Regions from separate parts of the Homo sapiens genome. Here region 1 is linked to region 2. A link is a contact called in ENCODE Hi-C data. All regions are on one chromosome and are shown on one strand. Each heading gives the region's core, a stretch centred on a gene start or an enhancer-like site at or near the end of the contact. The rest is flanking DNA. Distances are from core to core; before and after follow the strand shown. Region 1 overlaps ICA1-AS1 (ICA1 antisense RNA 1). Region 2 holds the start of C1GALT1 (core 1 synthase, glycoprotein-N-acetylgalactosamine 3-beta-galactosyltransferase 1).

Region 1 (6,230 bases), core at 3,615-6,114, 1.1 Mb after region 2:
TAGATTAACACTATTTATATAAGAGCTTTAATCTTGTCTGAGCCATCGCCACCTTTTTGTAGGCACTATGACTTCTCACTTAAGTTATGGCAATTGTCCTTCCTCCTGGAAGGACCCTCCTAATCTATTATCTAACCTAAACCAAGGGTACATCTTTCTAACGTACAAACTTAATTGTACTGAATAAAGACTTTCTTTGGCTTCAAACCTTCTGGTGGTTCCCTATGAGGTGGTTATCTATTGCTCTGGCCACCTGGATCTTCTTTCTTTACTGATGGAAATAAAATGAGAGTTTAAAATTTAATATTAGAGGACACATGTGCCGGTCCTTCCTGGGGAGGAGAAGCTATAAAAGGAGAAGCTTGGGAGCTGTCAGTGGCCATGTTTTTCACCATGTGCAGGAACCTGGTCAGTAGTGAGAAAGGATTAAACCAACCCATGGGGAAGATCAGAGATTAGAGGTAGGGAATACATATATATATATATACACACACACACATATATATGTATATATATGTGTATAAATATACACACACATATATATGTATATATATGCACACGTATATGTATATATACACACATATATATGTATATATGCACACACACATATATACACATCTATATACATATATGTATATATACACATCTATATGCATATATGTATATATATACACATCTATATACATATATGTATATATATATACACATCATATATATGTATCATATATACATATATGATATATATACATCATATATATGTGTGTATATATATGTGTGTGTGTGTATATATATACACACACACATATATATATATGATGGAATTTCTCTCTTGTTGCCCAGGCTGGAGTGCAGTGGTGCAATCTTGGCTCACTGCAACCACTGCCTCCCAGGTTCAAGCAATTCTCCTGCCTCAGCCTCCCGAATAGCTGGGATTACAGGCCTCTGTCACCATGCCTGGCTAATTTTTTGTATTTTTAGTAGAGATGCGGTTTCGCCATGTTGGCCAGGCTGGTCTTGAACCCCTGACCTCAGGGATCCATCCACCTTGGCCTCCCTAAGTTCTGGGATTACAGGCATGAGCCACTGCACCAGGCCCAGAGATAGGGAATATTCTGCAGGTGGTATTAGAAGCTCTCATTCATGTGGTTCTGTCCTTCCAGAAGTTGGTTTTCCAACCCTTCCTCGGATCACGTGAGATACCCCAATACAGTCTTATGAAGAACCCCTTTTATCTAAGCCAGATAGAAATAGATTTCTGCCACTGCAAATAAAAAGGTGTTCCTTAGAATATAGCTTGTAAGGGCCTTCATGAGATGGAACTGCCTTATCAATTGAGTCTTTATAAAACCCTCAGGAATGTGCTTAGCTGAAAGTAATAGAACACATGACAAGTAGACTTAAATAATAAAAGCATCCTGTTTTCTGACATATCAAGAAGTGTTGACAAAGACAGTTCCAGGGTTGGTTTATCAGCTCAACTAAATGACAGTGACTTAGTCAGCTCTTTGCAATTCTTTGGATCTTTTCCTTGATCACAAGATGGTTGTAGGAGCTCCAAATTGTCTTTAAGACCTAGGTGAGCATTGCAGACAGGGAAGAAGAGGGCAAAAGCTTTCTCCTATCAAGGGTCTGGTTTTAGCCTCGAAGGAAGCCCTGGTGGACTTATCCTTAGATCTCATTGGCCAGAAATGGCTCACATGTCCAACTCTAGACTCATGACTGTGAAGTGAAAATTACCTTGATTAATTTCCTAGCTGTCCCTAAATCAAGGGATCCCTGCCAGTTTTCTGAGGTTCCGTCTGCAGTAAAAGGAAAGAAAGGCTGTAGTGTAGGCAAGGAACTGTGTCTGCCACACTCATATATTTCAATTACCCTCTCTATTCTTCCACCACTACCACCACCACCCCAGTTCTAAGAGCTAGCCTGACTGAACTGCCTTTGATACCCAAACATGCGAGGCTCTCTGTGGTTTCTGGGTCTTTGCACATAACTTGCTCTGCCCTATATATACTCTCTTCCCTTCATTTACTAGCATCTTGGTCTGGGTGGCTCCTACCTTTCTCTTTAGGCCTCAACTTAGACATCATTTCCTTTAGAAAGCCTTCCCTAATATATTGTAATTTTATACTTACTTATTCATATCCCCCACTGGGCTATAAACTTCTTGATGGTGTGTCGTCTGAGTCTTATTTCTCTATTGCCTCACATAGAACCTGCACGTTGTAATGATCAATAAATACTTGCAGAAGTAGATGAAGCACTTCTTGGGTGCACTCAGAATCAACTTGTGTGAGAACCATTTAAAACATGGCTCATAAAAATTTAGGTATTAACTTACTTCTGATTTTTGTTAAAGAGAATGGACAAAGAAGTGATTTATTTTAAAATACCTGATAAATATTTACATTTTAAAATCTTTGCCACGATGGCTTCCAAAGAAAGAACATAGCAAAGGATGATTCCCCACTTAGGCAGGGCAACATTTATTTTACTTGTCTTACAGCAGGACTAAAGATTCTAAGATTTTTTTTGAATGGTCCTTAAATAGTTTTACAAATAGTCAGAGTTCTGCACATGGACTCAACATAAAAACTGAACGTAGCTAAGTGATTAACTTACTTCTTGAACTTCTTAAGATGTTGTCTTACTCTGTAACTTCTTGCTAACATGTTATTCAAAGAAGCAATAAGGTGACATGACAAGGCACTTCCAGTTCTTTTCCAAACAAGGTAATTTTAAATCAGGAATAAAACGAAGCAAGAGAAAAATAATCACCAAATGTGATTAATATAAAGTAGCAGCATTTGGAAATTTTAGCACTTTGAAGTTGGACATTCAGTTTGTAATTAATATGAGGTAATGAATTATTTGTTCGCAAATATTAAAAAATTTACCAGGCATAGTGTGGGGGGCTTCTTTAGGTTTTAGAAGTAGTAGTGCCACCTTTGGGTGTCATACTCTGACTTTTTCTGGGTGGCCTTGACCTGCCAAAAGCTGCCTGTTTTGAGTGAGGCCGAAAGTGGGAAGTAGCTGTCCAGCTGGCTCAGGCTGCAAGGCAAGCAGCTCTGCCCTTTGGCCCTTGTGAGCAAATGGATTTGGTGCTGCTGAAATGGTGTGCAGCCCATTGGAGAGCTATATGGCATCCATGACAAGTGCCTACAAGAGCCATCGTAGAGGAGAACTTCTGTGTTTGGGAAAATGTGAAGACCCCTTTAGCAGATGACCCTTTATTTTGAAACATGACTCCTGACTTGTTCCTGGGCTCTGATAGAGACTGAAAGACCCAACTCTCTGGTGTAAGATGATCTCAGTACTTTGATACCTGACATGGAATGAGTGTTGTCTCAGGTACTTAGCCACAAAGTCAAGCATTCCCAACGGTAGTCCACATTGAGTGAACTGAAAAGGAAGAAAAAACTATGAGGCTGAGCCTGTGGAGAAGCCTAAAAACACAGATAAACGGTACAAGCAGGCAGTCGTATTCCTACTACATTACTTTTTCTTCCTATGCTTCATGGGAGTTTCCAGTGACTAGTGGTCCAATGAGAGAGTTCTTCACTGAGAGACCTAACTTGAACCTGGTGTACAAATGGCCTTGCACAATATGCTAGCCCCAGACAGGATGAGAGGAAGCGTTGCTGTCCTTCAGTGTGGCTGTGAAGTATAGTGGAGAAGGAAAATGCTCACAATAGTTGATTCTGAGCATGAATTTCATTGTCTACTTGACCTGGAAGGAAATATTGTCAACTTTATCTGAGGTCAGGATCTACACCAATTCCTGAGGTAATGATTTGCTCAGAGGTGATATTCAAAATATTTAACACATAAGACAATTGGAATCTATCACTGAAACTAGTCTTGAAGTCCAGTTTTGCCAGATGTTAACCCTTTGGTTTCTGAATTGTGGGGAGTCAGAGATGTCCCTGAGGGAGGGATCGATTGACTTGGGCAATGGTGGGGATACTGGGCAGGGGCTTGGAACAGGGCAATATTTTAGAGATGCTTAAAGCTGATGAGTACACAATGAGTCATTTTTAGTCCTGGTCTGATTAGACGGTCAGAGACTTAGAAGGATCAAGATTGGAGAACTGATGACAAGTAGGTTTTAAGGAAAGTTGATGCACCATTGAAAATGGGCCCAAAGTGTGAAAATATCTGGGTTAATGTGAGTCCTCACTGAGAAGCCATTATTGTAGAAGAGTTTGTGTATTAGTCCATTCTCATACTGCTATAAAGAAGTGCCCAGGACTGGGTAATTTATAAAGGAAAGAGGTTTAATTTACTCACAATTCCACATGGCTGGGGAGGCCTCAGGAAACTTACAATCATGGCTAAAGGGGAAGCAAACACATCCTTCTTCACGTGATGGCAGGAAGGAGAAGGATGAGAGCTGAACAAAGGGGGAAGCCCCTTATAAAACCATCAGATCTTGTGAGAACTTACTATCGTGAGAATAGCATGGGGAACACCATCCCCATGATTCAATTACCTCCCACAAGGTGCCTCCCATGACAGGTGGGGATTATGGGAACTACAATTCAAGATAAGATTTCAATGGGGACATAGCAAAACCATATCAGTTTGTTAATATCCAAGAGAACAAAGTGATTTCTTCTATGGGGGTCAGACATCCTCTGTTCCCAGTCAGTTTCTTGGCTTATGGATATAATAGCTGCTATTGCCAGAATGGAGGTAATTCTTGGGCCTAACAGCATAAATTTCCTTTTACCAGACGCATCTGTATATTGCTAGCAGCAGTGACTGTCACTGCACCTCTAGGGAACTTGGTCTGCTGGTAGTGGGAAAGTTATTTTAAGTTGGGAATGCTTCTTTATCATGGAGTGGCAGCAACTCATCCAGTGGCACTCATCCAGTGGCAGTACTGGAATAGTCTTTCTGAACTTGGATTTGCTTTCCCTGCTTACATACCACTAACACATCGGCAGGATTCTATATATGGCCTCTGACCAATGAACTCACCACTTGATAAGTAAGGCAATAGGCTAATAACTCACTGGCCTTACTGTATAAATATCCAATCATCCTCATGAAGCTATTGAAATGACCTATTGAAAACTTTGCCCTAGTGCCATTTGGAAAATAGCAGATGTGATATGGAGTGTTACGTTGTAAGATATAGAACATGAGCAGAAACAATGACTAATACATTGGTTATTACTTTCAGAGCCAAAACACAACCTAAGAATCTAGGGATGAAGGCACCTCTTACAATTATACTTATTCTCTCACTCTTAGAATTTTTGCTTTAATTTTTAAAAATTGTTCTCTTAACTCTTTTAGCCTAAGGAATTTAGTACCCAATGGAGGACTGCTTCAAGCAAGAGTTTTTGTTTGTTTGTTTGTTTGTTTTAAAAAAGTAGGTTTTATTGAATTGGCAGCTGAGATTGCCACCTGGAGATTTTGTATTCTTTATACAATCAGGGCAAAGATGCTTGGCAAGCTGAGGTGTTGGCTGAAAGCCAGGAGAACTTGGAGCAAACAGGGAAAGTACATATTTTATATGTCAGCAGCAGTCTCATGCGTTCTTGCAGAATGGAGGACAGTAGCCTTCCCCAGTATTTCCTTATTTGCTGCTAAGTATACTATTTATCTCACATTTCCTTTAAACATGAGAATTAAACAAATTTTCTTTTTCTTTCTCCCAGGGCTATATAATGTAATCTAAATATCAATTAAATCCACCATGTAGTTCATAGGCTGAAGAATACTGAGATGGGGTTGTGATAACTGAGAAGGAATGGACATAAGTCAGAGGTCATAGACTTGAAGGACAATGTCTCACCTCTGAGTGCAGTTGCTGGAAATGACTTTGCTTGTCTTCTATTGCCATTGTGTGATGATTGGTTGAATCATGTGTTATGGGTGTTTTTTTTTTGGTACAGGTAAAGAAAGATATGTATGTGAGTAAGCAAGCATGTGTGTATTCTGGGCAGCCAGAGGGTAGATTGTAGCAGATAGCTTTGGGGGTAGCTGTATGGCTATGGCTAAGCATGGCTCCTTTCTCAGAAGGATTATTTGTTTATATACAGACATAGCCCCAGGAGATCACATCTGTGCTCTGTGATTTTGTCTTCCTGGCCATAGCTGCTAGTCTGGGAGTTACCACCTATGTTCTTCATTTTGATGATTAACATTTGGCATGATGAGATAGAGAGATGGGAAGATGTGTAAACTCCTACTGAGGCCCTGGAGTGTCCCCATTTCTTGTC
Region 2 (6,746 bases), core at 746-3,245:
GAAATATTGTATTTATATGTCTATATGTGCTTTTATTCTTAGAGAGATGCCTAGAAGAATGTAACACAAAATTTAAGAAATGGTTATCTCTATATTATGGTATTTGGACAGATTTTAACTTCTTTGCATTTTTGTTTAAATTTTTTAAATTTGTTTGCATAAGCATGTATTGTTTTTATAAAACAATAGTTATTAGCTGGGTGCCACAGCCTGTGCCTGTAATCCCAACTACTGGGGAGGCTAAGGCGGGAAGATTGCTTCAGCCTTCAGCCCAGTTATTCGAGGCTGTTGTGTGCCAAGATCACACCTGTGAATAGCCACTGCATTCCAGCCTGGGCAACATAGAAAGACCATATCTCTTCAAAAAAAAAAAAAAGCTATTTTCAAAGAAAGGCAGGGTGGGGGCAGGGCTGATTTGGTCCAGTATTGTTTCTAGCAAGTAATTTTCCAGGATAAGGCTGTGGCTGACCTTATTTTAGGAAAGGGTTCTAATCTTTGCTCAATGGAAAAAAGTGTTATTCTTTATTAATTATAACTTTTAATAAAATTAAAACGAGATAAGGAGTTGTGAGTTTTGGTTTCTATTTGGAACACTGACCCCTGAAAGAGTTCTCCTTCCATGTTTCACAATGGATGGCAAGACATTGCGGAAAGGTGGAAGGATGTTGCGGAAAGGTGGAAGGATATTGCGGAAAGGTGGAAGGATATTGCGGAAAGGTGGAGGGGGAGGAGGCTGAGCAACAACTGTATACAAGTTGGGGAGGAGTAGAGAATGGACGTAATCATGTAAGGCAGAGAAGTCTGGACCCATGAGCCAAGGAAAGAGCAATAACCTGGACATCAGGATAGCTGCACTTCTCTTCTAACATGGACCTATCAGTTTATCTTTCTGGCCTTAGTTTTGTCATCTGAAAAATGAGACATCTGTATTAGAATCACTACATGTGCTTTATGTTTCACAATTCTTTTGGATATATTGATGCAATGTCCTGAGAAACTACACTACAGCTGAACCTAAGCAAATTAAAGGAAAAATAACAATAACTAATGTATATTATTATTTGTCTCAGGCATTCTAAGTAACTTGCCAATAGGTGGAGGGACCAAGATGCCAGCCCGGGCAGTCTGATTTCAGAGCCCATACTCTTTAACAACCATGCTGTAGAGTACTAAAGAACCGCTTGGATAGGGCATTTAAAGGAAGCAGGGTAGCTTTCCTATTCTGGAACGTGGTCTTGTAGATAATGGTTAACGCCAGTAAAGACTAAACCTTACCCTCACCTCATGACTATTGTGGGGTTGCCTCAACAGGTGGCAGCCTCCTCCCCCTATTCCAAAGACAACTTCCTTATTCAGAGCCCAGCGAAAGGGGAGATAGGTTTTGTTACGCCCCTAAGAAGCTCTTCCGGCCATTGCCCCACAGAACCGAAGTGCTGACAGAACCAAAGACGAAATGTGCCTATAGAAAGCTTTCTGGTATCATTATCTCGGTTCTCAGCTCTTCCTGGTTCTCACATGATGACCCAGCACCCGTATGCATACTTCATCTTATTACTTCCTTTTATTAAGCCCAGAGAGATACTGAGTAAAGAGAGCACGGGGAGAGAACAGAAAAACAAATGAACGGGTTAAGAGCAGGCTACAGGCCACAAGAGTCCTGCAGGGTTAGAGCCTGTACCTCAGACAAAGGTCCTTCAAGCATCCCCTTTCTCGCTCCCTATTGTTACCCTGCTTTCGTCCCGCTCAAGGTCTTGAAGCTAGTGCATAACCTTACAGCAGGATCAGAAATGCGGAGAGTAGCAGACACAAGCCGCAAGGGGGATACAACAAAATCTACTGCTCGTGCAAGATCCGACTTCCCAGACCCCTTCGCATTAGGGCGGAGCGTGCACCCGGCAGCCAATCCCCGCTTCCTCACGTCGCCGTATCCCCGCCCACCGCCCCTCCCGCTCCGCCCTTCCCTGGGGCTGGTGCGGCGGCGGAGACGTCAGCGCCAGGAGACTTCGGGTGGCGGCTGCGCCATAGGCGGGCCACGGCCTGGACGCGCTGCGGGGAGGGGCGGAGCGAGCGGGCGGGAGCGCGCGCTGGGCCCGCCTTGGCCGCCGCCGCTGTGCTGCCGCTGCCGGGGAATAATCTGGGCGGCAGCGGGCGGCCTCGGCTAGCGGCCACGAGCCACTTCTGCGGCTGCCCAGAGAAGCAAAGGTCACCAGTCCCAAGTCGTCCCCCTCTCCGCCCCCCAGGAGGGGCGAGAGGGAGCCGCAGCTGATGTCAGGTATGGCCGGCGGAGGCGCCCTCAGGCTACGGGTCCAAGGTCTCGTCTCCCCTCGCCCTCCCCCCTCTCCGGGTTGGTGGGGAAGCGTGGAGGATGGAACCAAACCCCGGGCGCGGCGGAACAGGTGTCTCGGGGTCAAAGCCGGGCTGGGGTCGTCCGGGCTCCTGAGGAAGGCGCGAGGACTTCCCGCTCCCGGAGCCTTAGCGATCTGCCACAGCGTTCGGCTGCGTACCCGGCCTCAATTTTGTGGACATGTACCCTCCTCTTCGTCGTGGGTCCTTCCCTTGTGCCCGCTCGCGCCCCTCTTCTGCTCGCGCGCTGCCTGGCGGCGCGGCGGGGCGCGCAGTGCGCCCGGACCGGACCACTTAGCGGTCCTGCCCCGCCGGGCCCTCCCAGTCCCTCCTCCCGGGCCCTCCCCGCCCCGCCGCAGACCTGTGGGTCCCGCCGGACTGGGCGCCCAGGTGTTGGGCACCTTCGCCGGGGAGCCACTCGGCTGCCGCGCCGCCTGAGCGCCCAGCGAGCGGGCTCCTTCCAGAGGTGCCTGGAGCTTGCTTGGGTCTAGCTTGGATCATCAGGTTTGTCTGTAGCTGATTTATTTCTTTAAGTTTCCCTGCCGCAGAGTGAAGCAGATACGTGTGTGTTGGGGCATTCGGGGCATGGAGGAGGAAGAAAGGCATTAAATTTTTTTTTTTTGCTTCTGCACCCCATTTTTCCCCAACAAATTGTGATGGAATTAGTAGGTGTTGACAAGTTGTCCATTTGCTTTGAATTTGGGTAAGTCGTACACTCTTAAAAGATGACCATAATTTAGCGCTGTGGATTTATTCTTTCCTGGTCCTTACCGTCTCCCCACCCCCCACCACCCCGCATTTAAAGCAAACAACAGTATCAGCAACAAAAAACCCACACATCCTGGAAAAATTCTCAAGATTTCTAACCTAGTTCTCTATATCCATTGTACATACTACTGTATTTCCTTTTAACGCTTTTTTAAGATAGAAAACTATTGTGCTAACCATGGATTGATTTCATTATGAATTTAAAAGTTATAAATTTAGAACCATAATGAATCAATGAATAATTGGCCGATGTGTAAGGGAGAGAAATATGTTAACTTACTAAAAGTTGGGCATAGAACATAGCTCTGCCAGGAAAAAGTGCGCATAATTTCAAGTTGCTTCATTCTGGTGTGAGTTTGGGAAGTTGGAATCCGAGTTTTTAGAAGGTATTTAGATGACAGCTTTTCACCCTCTTAGGTAAATGGCAGTTGAGCTTAATGCCCATGATGCTGTATGTTCTAAATATTGTATATAGTACACTATACTTTCTACCAGTCTTTATATATAGATGTACAGTTTAAGTGAATATAAAGTTTCAAGTTAGCAAACAGTTAACTCTTCACCTTATGGTAAGTGAAACAATGACTTAGTAAGGAAAGTATGACTCATTTAAAATTCTTCATAAAGAGAATAATTTTTCAGTATTAGTGGAGAGCTACTAAATGCCTCTCAAATTTGCCTGGAATGTGTATTTTTTTGTATCTTCCTACTTAGGATTAAGCATTTTAGAAATATTTTGTGTTTCCTATTTAAAGTTTTTCATAATTATGCTTTTTAAGACTAGACTACGTTGAGTAAATTCAATATCCAGTTATTCTTAAAATTGTATCACAAATTTATTTCAGGGTACACATAATGAGTTCTTGTTTACCTAATAGAAATATGAAAAAGTATGTCACTAGGCACATGCTACTATTTGTGTATTGATTTGTGCTAAAATTAAAATTGCATTATGCAGTTTAACATTATAAGCCATGGTAATTTAGAGTCTTTGTGTGGTAAAATCATTGATTGGAATTTTTGTGACAGTGCAGCTATAAATAAACCTTAAGTAGAAAATGGAAAGCTTGATGCTGAAATTAAATTCAGATAGGCTTAAAAGTTTAAGCTTCCCAATACAACCATCTTTTCTTTTAGAAGATTTCTTAAGATTTGATTAAAGACGCTGATGTACAAACTATAGCAAGGCTGAAAGAAAGGTATGACAAAAATCTTTTTACTTCAAATTCAGTGGGATTAAGTCATTCTTTTAAAAGAAGAAAGGTGGGGAGCGGGAAGGAGACTTGTTCCATAAAATGAGAAGTTAGCCTTTTATCTTAAAATCTGGTTAGAGAGGAACTCCAATGTGTACTTAAATTATTTTGCAGCTAATTCAAATGTCCAAGGGGAATATATATGCCAAAATCTGTAATATGTGAGAATAGGAAGAGGGAGAAAAAAAATATATAAAGAAACTGGTGTTTGTGATTTAGGGAAGCACATAAGAAGGTGGGGGAAACTGAAAGGAAAGTCTAAATAAATTATCTAGCACCTGTAGTATGTGCTGCCTTGCACATTGAAGGGGCGTGTTGGGGGCAACGAGAGGCAATATTAGGGAGATTCTGGAATGGGAAACCTGTATATTAAAGCACATTTAAACGGCTAGATGTTGGATAATAGGCAGAATTTGAAATTAAATACAGCTTGGCATAGTTATTTGCATTCTTGGTCATTGTATTTTCTAGGGCTGCGGTAACAAAATACGACAAACTGGGTGATTTAAAACAACAGATTTATTGTCTCAGTTCTGGAGGCAAGATGTCTGAAATCAAGATGTAGGTATGGCCATGCTCTCTCAAGGTTCGAGGGGAGAATCTGTTCCATGCCTCTTAGCTTGTTGTGTTACTGCCAATCCTTAGCATTTTTTGGCTTGCAGCTATGTCACTCCAGTCTGTGACTCTGTTATCACAACATAATCCCTGTGTGGCTCTGTCTTCAGATGGTGTGCTCCACTTCTTGCAAGGATACTAGTCGTATTGGATTAAGATCCACCCTAATCACCTCATCTTAACTTGATTACATCTGCAAAGACCCTATTTTGAAATAAGGTCACGTGCAGAGGTACTGGAATTAGGACTTCAACCTATCTTTTGTGGGGACACAGTTTAACCTGTAACAGTTGCACGGTTTATCTTTTACATCGTTCAGTAAATGTTTAGCATTATAGACTGAATCAGAGGCTATAGTGGAAACAGGATGGGACACTTACATTTATTTACATATATCAGTGATGTCTTAATCTGTTTTCTGTTGCCTCTAGCAGAATATCTGAAACTGGATAATCTATAAAGAAAAGAAATTTATTCCTTACAGTTAGGAAGGCTGAAAAGTCCTGGTTCAGGGGGCCACATCTGGTGAGGGCATTTGCTGGTAGGGACTCTGCAGAGTCCTGAGGATAGCACAGGGCACCACATGGTGAGGGGGCCGAGCATGCTAGCCCAGAACTCTTTCTTTCTTTCTTTCTTTCTTGTAAAGCTACCAGTTCCTTTCCCATGATAACCCATTCATGAGGGCTGAACCCTTAGTACCCAGTCACCATTTAAAGACTCCAGCTCTCAATACTGCCACAGTGGTGATTAAGGTTCAACATGAGTTTTGGAGGAGACAAACATTCAGACCACAGCAAGTGCTTACTATGTGCCAGGTCCTGGAGATAAAACAGTGGATAGGCAAAAATCTCTGTCCTCATGGAGCTTACATTCTGAAACACGGGTTCTAAAAATGTGGTCCCTGGATCTGCAGCATCATCATCACCTGGGAAGTTGTTAGAAATTGAAATTTTCAGGCTCCATCCCAGAACTCTTTATTTAACTAGCCTTCCAAATGATTCTGATGGAGACTCAGGTTTCAGAACCACTGATCAAGATGGAAAAGAGACAGTAAACAAGATGAATAAGTAAAATAATATTTGATATTAATAGGTGCTGTGGGTAAGCATAGGGTGGCCAGTGAAGACTCCTGAAAAGTAAAGACCTGAAGGAGTTGGAGAGTGAGCCATATGAGCACCTGGGTGCGTGTTCTTAGCAGAGAACAGTTAAGTGTGAAGACCCTGGCACGTTTGAGGAATGACAAGCAGTTAGTATTAGGTTCAATCTATGAAATTGCTGCTGTTTGTTCATTTTTGACCTACAAAAACACCAAATACTGGGGAGAAGAGATCAGAAAGAAAGGGGTGGAGTAGGATGCAGATTGTGGGTAGATCCTTGTAAGGTTTTGGCTCTCTAAGATTAGGAAGACGGGAGGGTTTTGAGCAAATGAGTGATGTGATCTGATTTCAGTTTTAAAAGGATCATTGTGGCTATTGGTAAAAATGGGCCAAAGAAGCAAAGGCTAAAGGAAGGGGAAAGTTGGTTAGAATGTTGTTGGAGTAGTTAAAAGACAGAGAGGTTGCTCAGACCAGGGTGATAGCAGTGGAGAAGTCAGAAGAGGTACAAGACTAAAAACGCACAGTAAATGGTTTGAAAAGTAAGTTTTTTTCATCCCACTCCAGTTACCCAGTTGTCCTCCTCAAAGGCAATTAGTGTTAAAAGTAGTCTTATCTCTATTCTTCCTGAGATTTTTTTTTTTTTGAGACGGAGTCTCACTCTGTCGCCCAG

What was found. Hi-C counts contacts between places; a loop is a spot of excess contacts on that map. Pooled maps may share reads with other maps.
Region 1: a loop to region 2 is called in a pooled map, with 2.1 times the contacts of the local background. The contact joins the enhancer-like site here to the promoter of C1GALT1 in region 2. A Hi-C loop is called at or near these places in 2 of 168 maps with a recorded cell type or tissue (CD4-positive, alpha-beta memory T cell and PC-9), 8 of 37 single-sample maps with no recorded cell type and 13 of 50 pooled maps.

What each region holds. Positions count from the first base shown.
Region 1 is chr7:8,279,307-8,285,536 of GRCh38, forward strand. All of the region lies in intron 3 of ICA1-AS1 (ICA1 antisense RNA 1), which reads left to right. Among named protein-coding and RNA genes, the nearest start is that of ICA1-AS1, 20 kb to the left of the region's middle. Within about 2 kb of position 4,865, at least 2 of the 41 ENCODE cell types and tissues checked have a DNase peak (open chromatin) inside an H3K27ac peak, as active enhancers do.
Region 2 is chr7:7,180,549-7,187,294 of GRCh38, forward strand. C1GALT1 (core 1 synthase, glycoprotein-N-acetylgalactosamine 3-beta-galactosyltransferase 1) reads left to right here and starts at 1,996. Exons shown (of 4, transcript NM_020156.5): 1 at 1,996-2,272. RefSeq lists silencers at 1,736-2,345, 2,566-2,785.